2 separate regions of the Homo sapiens genome follow, and region 1 is linked to region 2. The links are chromatin loops, found by intact Hi-C in ENCODE. Cell type or tissue: PC-3. All regions are shown on one strand. Links, peaks and the distances in the headings refer to the core of each region. The heading gives the core; the rest is flanking DNA. Region 1 has its middle 140 kb from the start of BCAS1-AS1. Region 2 has its middle 86 kb from the start of BCAS1-AS1.

What was found. Peaks named below come from ENCODE experiments on the same cell type or tissue, not always from the same donor. Only the 100,000 strongest peaks of a DNase experiment are listed, where the experiment ranks them.
Region 1: a loop joins it to region 2, with 10 times the contacts of the local background. A loop is called at or near these places in 15 of 110 quality-filtered maps.

What each region holds. Positions count from the first base shown.
Region 1 is chr20:53,772,044-53,777,423 of GRCh38, forward strand. No RefSeq gene overlaps it. Among named protein-coding and RNA genes, the nearest start is that of BCAS1-AS1, 140 kb to the right of the region's middle. RefSeq lists an enhancer at 2,045-3,244. In PC-3, for the core only: no CTCF peak of the experiment used is centred there; DNase peaks (open chromatin) are centred at 1,968 and 2,798; H3K4me3 peaks cover 1,388 bases; H3K27ac peaks cover 4,721 bases.
Region 2 is chr20:53,826,362-53,831,741 of GRCh38, forward strand. No RefSeq gene overlaps it. Among named protein-coding and RNA genes, the nearest start is that of BCAS1-AS1, 86 kb to the right of the region's middle. RefSeq lists enhancers at 2,363-2,472, 3,739-3,883 and a cis regulatory region at 3,805-3,818. In PC-3, for the core only: a CTCF peak has its summit at 2,609 (motif pointing left); DNase peaks (open chromatin) are centred at 1,860, 2,490, 3,200 and 3,870; H3K4me3 peaks cover 3,196 bases; H3K27ac peaks cover 4,954 bases.

The DNA.
Region 1 (5,380 bases), core at 123-5,122, 54 kb before region 2:
CATATCTTTTTTTTTTTTTTTTTTTGATACGGAGTCCTGCTCTGTTGCCCAGGCTGGAGTGTGCAATGGCGTGATCTCAGCACACTGCAGCCTCCGCCTCCAGGCTTCAAGTGATTCTCCTGCCTTAGCCTCCCGAGTAGCTGGGACTGCAGGCGACTGCCACCACGCCCGGCTAATTTTTTTGTATTTTTAGTAGAGACGGGGTTTTGCCATGTTGGCCAGGCTGGTCTCTAACTCCTGACCTCAGGTGATCTGCCCGCCTCAGCCTCCCAAAGTCCTGGGATGACAGGCGTGAGCCTCAGCGCTCAGCCTGGTCCTGGTATCTTTCACTTACTCTTCACAATTGTGTGTGACTTCTTTTCTGGTTGCAGGATTGGTTACAACCTCCTCCATTAAGCCTGAATTAATCTTTACTCTCTGATTCCTGGACCATATCCTTGAATGCTTGCATCCTAACATCCAGTAAGACACCTCCGTACTGCCTTTTTCATCCTGGCAAATCACAAACTGATACTTCCAGCACTTTGGGAACAAACTTCTGCTACAGGACACAAATGCATGGCTGCTAGGAAGCTCTTGGTGCCTGAAAACATATGCCAGGACTCAGAGCACAGGTGTGTGTGTGCGTGTGCATGTGTTGGATTGTTATAAATTTATTAATTTATTTTGGGGAGTTTTTGGAAAAGGTAGCAAAACAGCCTCACAGGGAATCACTACTGTTCAGGGAAGTATTAAATAGAAAATGATTGGGCTGGGCGCGGTGGCTCACGCCTGTTATCCCAGCACTCTGGGAGGCCACGGCGGGTGCGAGATCAGGAGTTTGAGACCAGCCTGGCTAACATGGTAAAACCCCTTCTCTACCCAAACTACAAAAATTAGCCAGGCATGGTGTCACACGCCTGTAATCCCAGCTACCCGGGAGGCTGAGGCATGAGAATCACTTGAACTTGGGAGGCGGAGGCTGCAGTGAGCTGAGATTGTACCACTGCCCTTCAGACTGGGTGACAGAGTGAGACTCTGTCTGAAAAAACAACCAAACAAACAAACAAACAAAAAAACGAAAAAAAAAAGAGAATGAGTGAATCTTTATGTATTTTAAAAGGTGTTGGCCAGGTGCAGTGGCTCATGCCTATAATCCCAGCACTTTGGGAGGCCAAGGCGAGCGGATCATGAGGTCAAGAGATCGCGACCATCCTGGCCAACATGGTGAAACCCCATCTCTACTAAAAATACAAAAACTAACTGGACCTGGTGGCGTGCACCTGTTGTCTCAGCTACTCAGGAGGCTGAGGCAGGAGAATTGCTTGAACCTGGGAGGTAGAGGTTGCAGTGAGCCGAGATCACACCATTGTACTCCAGCCTGGCAATAGTGGGAGACTCCGTCTCAAAAAAAAAAAAAAAAAAAGGGAAAGGTGTCAGTCTTGCTGGCTCTGATTCGGATTTCCATTTAGCCTCACAGTTCTTCAGTGAGATCCAAAGTCGGGAGGCATGCTGGTGTAGGGCAGAGGTCAGCCCACAGGTCAATCCAGGTTGCTGCCTAGTTTTGTAACTTAAAGATCATGTTTGAGCTGCATATTTGAGTAGGATTTTGCTATGCAGATGGGGAAGCAAGAACATTCTAAGATGGCCTAGCAAACTCCAGTCTGGGGGCCAAACCTGTCACACTGCCTGTTTTTATAAATAAGATTTTTAATTTGAACACAGCTACACTCATTTATATATTGTCTCTGATTGCTTTTACTCTACAATGGCAGAGACTGGATGGGCTCCAATGACTAAAATATTTACTGTCTGATCCTTTACAGAAAAAAAAAAAAATCCACCCGTGGTGTAAGGCTTAAACATTTAGGCTATGAATCAACAGCCTGTGTTCAAATTCCAGCTCCACCAACTGACTTCTGTGTAACCTTGGTTACACACTTATAAAATGGAAATATGAATTCCTCTGGGTTGATGTGAGAAGTAAATTCAGTAATCCTAGTAAGTGCTTACTCAGTGACAGTTATTATGATTCATCCAAATTAAAGAAGATTTTCAGAGGCTTCCCATAGTCTTAATGCCCTAGATTATAATCATACTAGATGTTCTCTGTCCTTATAAAAATTAAACATCTAAAATATTTGAGGAATTTGGGCAGCCACCTTTCCTGTTCCAGGAATGAAAGGTTCATAAAATACTGGCAGTACATTTTCAGTTATTTGATGTTGATTAATAGAGTCATGGAAACCTAGAAGGTCTCCAGGGGTGTGCCCTGGGACCCTGTCTTTGATCTATCCTGGATATCATTTTGATTCAGGACTAAAGAATTAAGGTTTTCAGATGCAATTTCTAGGAGACAAAATATTGGTATTACAGGATCAAGATTCACAATGGTCTCCATAGCTTCAAATGAAGGATTGGAAGAAATAAGAGAGCATTTACCAGGGATTGATGTGGATTCTGGCATCAATTATTCACTTCTGGGAATGGGGAGACTTGGCCAGACAGCAGTTCCTGGGAAGTAGTTCTGGGGCTTCTCGTTGGCCACAAGTTCAATTTGAGCCAGATGCATACAGCTGCCGACAAGCAAAGAATCTTAGGCTGCATTAATGGAGTCAGGATATGCCTTGTGGGCTCCAAGGACAATAAAGAAAGAAAACAATTTGAATGAGCTAGGCAACCCATGTTTGCAGAATGGAGGTTCGTTATGGAAACAAAGTACAATTTTTAATGAGGATCCTGCCAAAGTTTCATAGGTTGAGGGGGCGGTAGGGGAAGAGGCGAGTTGATGAGTGATCTGGGAACTATGTCATAATGAGGAATGGCTGAAGGATTTAGGGAGTTTCCCAGGAAAAGAGATGACCACAAGGGAAGAAAGCTTTGGGAAACCACTGAAGGTCTTCCGTGTGGAAGAAGGTGCCTTATTATCTCTATTGCTTTTTGGCAAAACTTGGAGAAAATAAATGTGAGGTACTTATCTTTTGCGATATCAGCTCGGCTCAGTGTTTCTTGTATCCCTGCCCTGAGTCCACTGTCTCAGCTAAGGGGAGTCCCTGGAAGCCATATTTGTTCTTCATAACCCTGTTGATAGCTGATCCAACAAGAGATGAATGCCTGCTGGAAACCAAAACAATCGAGTTCTCTACCCCAGGGAACATGGAAGTTGCCTTGAGGACTGTCAGTCGGCCTCTTTGAATAGTTGGATCTGTAAGGTATAAATCTGAGCACAAAGGTAGACATTTTCCACCATGACAATGCACCGACAGAGAAAGTCAATCTACAGTGAAAAGAATGAGGCCAAGATGCAGAGAAGCAGGAATGGAAAAGCAGAAGGCCAGGCCGGGCATGGTGGCTCACACCTGTAATCCCAGCACTTTGGGAGGTTGAGGCGGGCAGATCACCTGAGGTCAGGAGTTTGAGACCAGCCTGGCCAACAGGTTGAAACACCGTCTCTATTAAAAATACAAAAATTAGCCGGATGTGGTGGCGCATGCCTGTAATTCCAGCTACTTGGGAGGCTGAGGCAGGAGAATCGCTTGAATCCGGGAGGCGGAGGTTGCAGTGAGCTGAGATTGCACATTGCACTCCAGCCTGGGTGACAGAGCAAGACTCCATCTCAAAGGAAAAAAAAAAAAAGAAGAAAAACAGAAGGTCTTGCTGGTTGGATTATTTTATTTTGTTCATTTACTTATTTTGTTGTAGATATAGGAACTTTCTATGTTGCTAACGCTGATCTTGAATCCCTGGCCTCCTGCCTCAGCCTCCCAAAACACTGGGATTACAGGCATTCAGCCACCATGCCCAGCCTGGTCAGGTTCTTTTTAGCTTCCCATCTCCTGGTTTCAGTCCTTCCTAAGGCCTAATCACCTTCCTGGACTTGGGCTTCATGAGATATCTTTTTGTTCTTGTTATAAATTCTCCCTTTTTACTTCTGCTAGTTCAACTAGGTTTCTTCATGTACAACCAAAAGTGTCGTAGCTATATCAGAGCACAGTAGAGAGTAGCTCAGTAGATGGAAGACACGGTGAATCTGTTCAGCCGCTTGAGAGAGTTACTTCAAGAAGTTAAGGCTATGGCCGGGCGAGGTGGCTCACGCCTGTAATCCCAGCACTTTGGGAGGCCGAGGCAGGCAAATCACAAGGTCAGGAGTTCGAGATCAGCCTGGCCTATATAGTGAAACCCTGTCTCTACTAAAAATACAAAAATTAGCCAGAAGTGGTGGCAGGCTGAGGCAGGAGAATTGCTTGAACCCGGGAGGCAGAGGTTGCAATGAGCCGAGATGGAGCCACCACTGCACTCCAGCCTGGGTGACAGAGCGAGACTCTGTCTCAGAAAAAAAAACAAAAAACAAAAGAGAAGTAAGGCTATTTCCTGGGAGCACACAGGTGGAAGTGAAATAACCCTAGATAACTGGGAGGCATAATGAAAGCTTGGGCTTGAACTTCAGAAAAACTTGGGATTAATTTTAAGCACCACCACCACTTTCTAGCTGGGACCTTGGACAGTGGTCTTAACTTTTACTGAGCCTTTTTCTTGTGCAAGATGGGGAGAATACGGCATACCTCATAGAATGGTTGAGGATGAAATAAGCTACTCTATTAGTTTCCTATTGCTACTGTAAGAGATTGCCACAAACTTAGTGGCTTAAAACAAATTCAGAGGCCGCCACGGTGGCTCATGCCTGTAATTTCCACACTCTGGGAGGCTGAGGTGGCCAGATTGCTTGAGCCCAGGAGTTCAAGACCAGCCTGGGCAACATGGAAATACCCCGTCTCTAGTTTTTGTATTTTTTTTAATACAAAAAGTTAGCCAGGTGTGCTGGTGCACACCTGTGGTCCCATCTACTTGGGAGCCTGAGGTGGGAGGATCTCTTGAGCCTGGGAAGCAGAGGTTGCAGTAAGCTGAGACTGGTACCACCGCACTCCAGCCTGGATGACAGAGCGAGACTCTGTCTCAAACAAAACAAAAGGAAACAAAACAAAAATTTAGGCCAGGTGCGGTGGCTCACTCCTGTAAATCTCAGCACTTTGGGAGGCTGAGACAGAAGGATCCTAGTCCAGGAGTTTGAGACCAGCCTGGGCAACACAGCCAGACTCCATCTCTACAAAAACGAAAGTTAAAATAATTAGCCAGGGATGGTGGTGCACACCTGTATTCCCAGCTACTCCGGAGGCTGAGGTGGGAGGATTGCTTAAGCCTAGGAGTTAAAGGCTGCAATGAACTATGATCATCACTGCACTCCAGCCTGGGTGACACAGTGAACAGTGAGACTTTGTCTCAAAAAAAATTTTTTTTAAAATTCTTAATTAGGAGGTTATTATTTATTTATTTATTTATCTGAGACTGAGTCTCACTCTCTTACTCACGGTGGAGTACAGTGGTGTGATCTCAGCTCACTGCA
Region 2 (5,380 bases), core at 52-5,051:
TGGGCAAAATTGCCCCCATTAAGAAGCACTTCTATGAAGCAGGAGTACTTTCCTTTGGGTAGAGATGCTGGGCAAGACAGGGCAGGATGGCTAATGCCTAGAGTCCCAACACTTTGGGAGGCTGAGGCAGGAAGATCTCTTGAGTTCAAGAGTTGGAGACCAGCCTGGGGCAACATAGTGAGACCTTGTGCCTACTAAAAATAAAAAAAAAAAAATAGCCAGGTGTGGTGGTGCATGCCTGTAGATGAGCTACTTGGAAGGCTGAGGCAGGAGGATTGCTTGAGCCCAAGAGATAGAGCCTGTAGTGTGCTGTGATTATACCACTGCACTCCAGCCTGGGCAACAGAGTGAGACCCTGTCTCAAGAAAAAAAGAAAAGAAAAGAAAAAAAGAGAAACCGGGTAGGAAGACAGGCCCACCACCCAAGTCAATGTGTTTTCTGAGCAAAGCAGAAGGAGATGGATCTACAGATGCGATCTGTACTATGAACAATTTCAGTGGCTGCAACGTTGTGCAGTGCTTTAATTTCTCACAAAATAATTTTGGGAGAGGGTTCATAAAAACTGGGAAATACCTGTGAAAATGTGAGATTAATGTAAGTATCGTAGCAGAACCAGAATAAATGAAAGCTCTCTAGTGTCATGATGAAAACTATTAACTATTACTATTAACTATTAACTAAGACTGTGTCTGATTCATTGCTTGTAACACAATCCTTGAAACTGGGTGATTTATAAGAAACAAAATTTACTCCTTACAGTTCTAGAAGCTGGTTGAGGAGAGTCATCTGGTGAGAGGCTTCTTGCTGATGGGGCCTCTGCAGAGCCGCAAGGCTGCACAGGGCATCACATGATCACATGGCACAAAGGCTGAGCATTCTAGCTCAGGTCTCTCTTCCTCTTCTTATAAAGACACCAGTTCCACTCCCATAACAACCCATTAGCCCATTAATCCATGAAAGAATTAATTCATTCATGAGGACAGAGCCCTTGTGACCTAATCACCTCTTAAAGGTCCAACCCCTCAATACTGCCACATCGGCAATTAAGTTTCAACAAGAGTTTTGGAGGTGACGAACACTCAAACCATAGCAGACTGAAATACCAAGTTTTATTTTGGCTCAATATTGTACTAGGTACATGATCATTCTTAAATTATTTAATCTTTGAAATCATTGGTTTCCTCCAGTATAAAAGATGATAAATGATATCAGGCAACCAATTGCTGATGTATGTGAAACTGTGAAGTACTAGGCAAATGGAATATTATTTAAACATACTCTTCAATTAGTTGAATATGAAAGCTACTTTGGTGACTTCTGATTTTTTAGAATCAGAAAATTTCCTCCCTTCCTTTCTTCTTCCCTCCCTCTTCCCTCCCTCCCTCCTTCCCTCTGTCCCTCCCTCCCTCCTTCTTTCTTCCTCCCCATCCTCCTCCCTCTTTGTCTCTTCTTAATTTTTTCTTTCATCTTCTTTTTGGCTTGTTGGTTAATGTAGAGATATAAGTGTTGTAACAAATAAGTTACTATTATTTTCTAGTATGTTCCAAGAAGCAAAAAAAAAAATATTGCTTGCCTGATTTATTACCAGTTTATTCTGTTCCTGCTGTTAAAAAATTAGGGAAAAAAAAGGGAAAGGAAAGAAAAACATTTCCAGTTCGTTGAGCTAACTGGTGGGTGAGAGGCTGAGAAATGATACCATCCTTGCGAAGGCAGATATTATGTCCCAAGAGCACACGATGTGTATGTTCTCAACCTTCTGGCTCTGTTCCACCTTGGTAATAATCCAACCAGTTAATTCCGTGGGACTTAAGCTTCTGGTCTTTGTCTGAACAAATCAGAAATTGCCAGAAAATGTTAGAACAAATTGTAGATCCCAGTTGTAGTGAAGGGTAGAATATATCCCAGAAACAAAACAAATGACTTAATCCATTGTCAGATGTGGGGGCTCTATGATTCATCCCTTAAAAGAGAATTATGGTAGGGCTTACTTCCCAAGTGAAAGAAAGACAATGTGCTCTTCCATCTAATCCGATTGTAGGAAAATTTCGGAATGTCACCTTTTAGAGTAAACATTGCTTGACTCTTAGATTAGGTCTGTAATTTATGGTGCAGGATCTCCTTTAGAGTTTTCAGTAAAGAATGCTGTATTTGTTCCTTTTCTGTTTGCAAAAATAGGCGTTTGGGTGTGACATCCCTTAGGGTGATCATTATCAGTGGATCATTTTACATATTCTTGTGCCAATTCTAAAATAAGCACATATATTTCTCAACCAGTTGAGTATCTCCTAAATGATGCTTTCTTCTCAGTGGGAAGCTTTGGATACTTATGAAAAAAAAAATCAGAGTTCTTTAAGTTGGAGAGTCCACGCTGATATTCATCACAATTTGCATTTGAATAGTACAAACTACAGGAAACCATGGTTGGGGGGGGAGGTGAAATTTTTATTATGTGCTTGGCGAGGAGTCTCTGAGTGTTTATAGTTTGGGAACGGATACTAGCAGAAGGCTTTCTGTTGTTGTTAGGGACGGCTCACATTCCCTTCCCACCCACTCACTGCCATCTACAGCTCAGCTTTGGAGTCAGAATAGCACTTTTCCTACGTTTAGTAGGACTAAGAAAGATTTTTTTTTCTCCCCTTGGCATATTCCTGCAGCTGGATATTAGGGAAGCAAGGAAGCTGTTGAATAGCTTTCTAGCTAACCACATTCATAGTATTCTTTCTCATCTTCCTTCAGAGTTTCTGTTTAGTTTTGTTCTGTTCTAAGGACCTATTTCCTCTCTAATGAAATTTTCGTAGGACCCTGTTGTTTGAATGTTTGTTTCTGGACCCTTTGAGGTTTCTTTACTGGCATTGTTATTTTGATTGGAGAGCCAATTTGCTATCTGTGAACTTTTGCAGATGCGTGAATCGTGAGTGAGATAGAGAGGTGACATATATTTGAGTGTGTGGTATGGGGGAGAGAAAGAGTCACTTTTTGTGCTCTTCCGGGCACGTCTTCAAACACACCATGCTGTCCCCCACACAGTGAGTAGAATTATCCCAACTGTTTTTAAGTTTTAAAGTGCTAACAAACAGAAAAAACAATGAAAATAATTTTCTCTTCAAGGATCTCTGAGAACTCTGGCCACACCTCATTCTTAAAAGCATAATATGTGAGTGACTAGGACAGAATTCTTTCCCTGGATTCCCTTAGAGAATGTCTCACGAAATAACGTCTCATGGCAATGAATCATCGGCTCAGGATCCGACCAGTAAGCCACTGGCCACATTTCTATTTTTAAGAGTCACTAGGAAAAGTTGGAAATAATTTTAGAAAATAAAGAAAATACTCTTTGGCCTTTCTTTCATTTTCTTTTCATTTGGGGAGTAAGTGGAGAATGGGGGAAGAGATCTCATGTCTTTGATTCATGTAAAGCCAAGTTCTGGAAATATAGCAAACGCAGGAGAACTCTTTCTTAAGTGGTAGGAACAGTCCTAATTCCCACAGTTTAGGTTATCTGGTCTATTTCAAGGTTTTGGTGCGTGAGGTTTGGTGTCAACAGCATGATATGATCTGTGGTATACTTAGGGTTCCCAAATATGAATGTAGAAGCATTGAAATAATTTATTTTATTGGATTTGAATTCACTAAATATAGCCCTTGAGTCATGTATAAAATCTCATTGTTCTAATATGAAACAAATGCTGAGTTTATTGTCAAGCCTAATTAACATGTCATGAACATGGGGCACCTGTAAATGATAGAATCTGAGTTAACAACAGCTCTCTGACTGTGTGCACGGGCTGTTTGGAGGGCTTCTTCATGCTCAAAGTTCAACGGCATTTAGAGTTTCAACAGTTCACTGCTTCAATTTTTGTTTACTTTCGTTTCCCCTGGGCAGAACTCTCTAATCTGGGTTTAACTTTTTATACTATACTTGTGAGAGGTGCTCAAATTACCCTACTCCAATAATAGCATACTCTTCATATGGGAAATTTGAAAAGTGCCTCTGCCCACTCTATACAGAATTTCCTGTGCTGTACATTTATCCTGCTGAGACAGGAAACACAATTATTGTTTGGAATTAAGCTAGACCCTTGAGGAACATGAAGTTCTGCTTATGGTTTCCCCACCCCCCTCCATCATCAGACATGGGTGTTGTTTTATCAGAAATAAATAAAAACGGATAATGTAGCTACAAATAGCTACAGGGAAGGAAAAATCTATTTGTAAGATTTTTATTACTTGTGCCTAAATAAGATGGTTCTCTGAACATTTGCTGACTGTTTACAAGAGAAAAATAATTATTCCTGGCTTGTAAGCCTGTCAGGCCATCACAGAAGAAGGTACAAACTATTTCCACATTTTTTAACCCCCTCAGTTTCTCTATGATTATTCGTTGACTATTTTAGCTGGTGACACAATGAAAAAACAGAGTCTAAGCAATTTCTCTAGGAATCAAGATTTATCTGCATTTTTTTTTTTTTTTTTTTTTTGGCCAGAGTGGCGTGATCTTGGCTCACTGCAACCTCCGCCTCCCAGGTTCAAGCGATTCTCGTGCCTCAGCCTCCCAAGTAGCTGGGATTACAGGCATGTGCCACCATGTTCAGCTAGTTTTTGTATTTTCAGTAGAGACGGGGTTTTGCCATATTGGCCAGGCTGGTCTTGAACTCATGATCTCAGGTGATCTGCCCACCTTGGCCTCCCGAAATGCTGGGATTACCGGCATGAGCCACCATGCCCGACCTTGCATCTTTGGATAATCAAATATTACCTCTTCAGAAAAGACTTCCATGGAAGCCCCTTATGAAATACTGCCAGAGCCCTCACCTCCCATATGGCTCCATTTTCTTGTCCTGTTCACTTTCTTCAAAGCATTCATCACTATGAAGTATTATATTAATATATGTATTATTTACTAGCTTATACACCTCTAGGACAGTGCTACCCAACAGAAATATAATGCAAGCCACACAGGAAATTTAAAATTTTCTAGGAGTCATATTAAGAAAGTAAAAAGAGGTCAGGCGTGGTGGCTCACTCCTGTCATCCCAGAACTTTGGGAGGCCAAGGCAGGCAGAGAGCTTGAGCTCAGGAGTTCGAGACCAGCCTGGGGAACATGATGAAACTCCATCTCTACTAAAAATACAAAAATTATACTAGCTGGGCATGATGGTACACACCTGTAGTCCCAGCTACTCAGGAGGCTTATGTGGGAGGATCGCTTGATCTCAGGGAGGTCAAGGCTGCAGTGAGCCGTGATCATACCACTGCACTCCGGCCTGGATGACAGAGTGAGACCTCATTTCAAAAAAAAAAAAGAAGGTAAAAAGAAAATGAATACTATTATATTTATTATAATAGTAGTGTTTCATTAAACCCAGTATGTCCATAATAT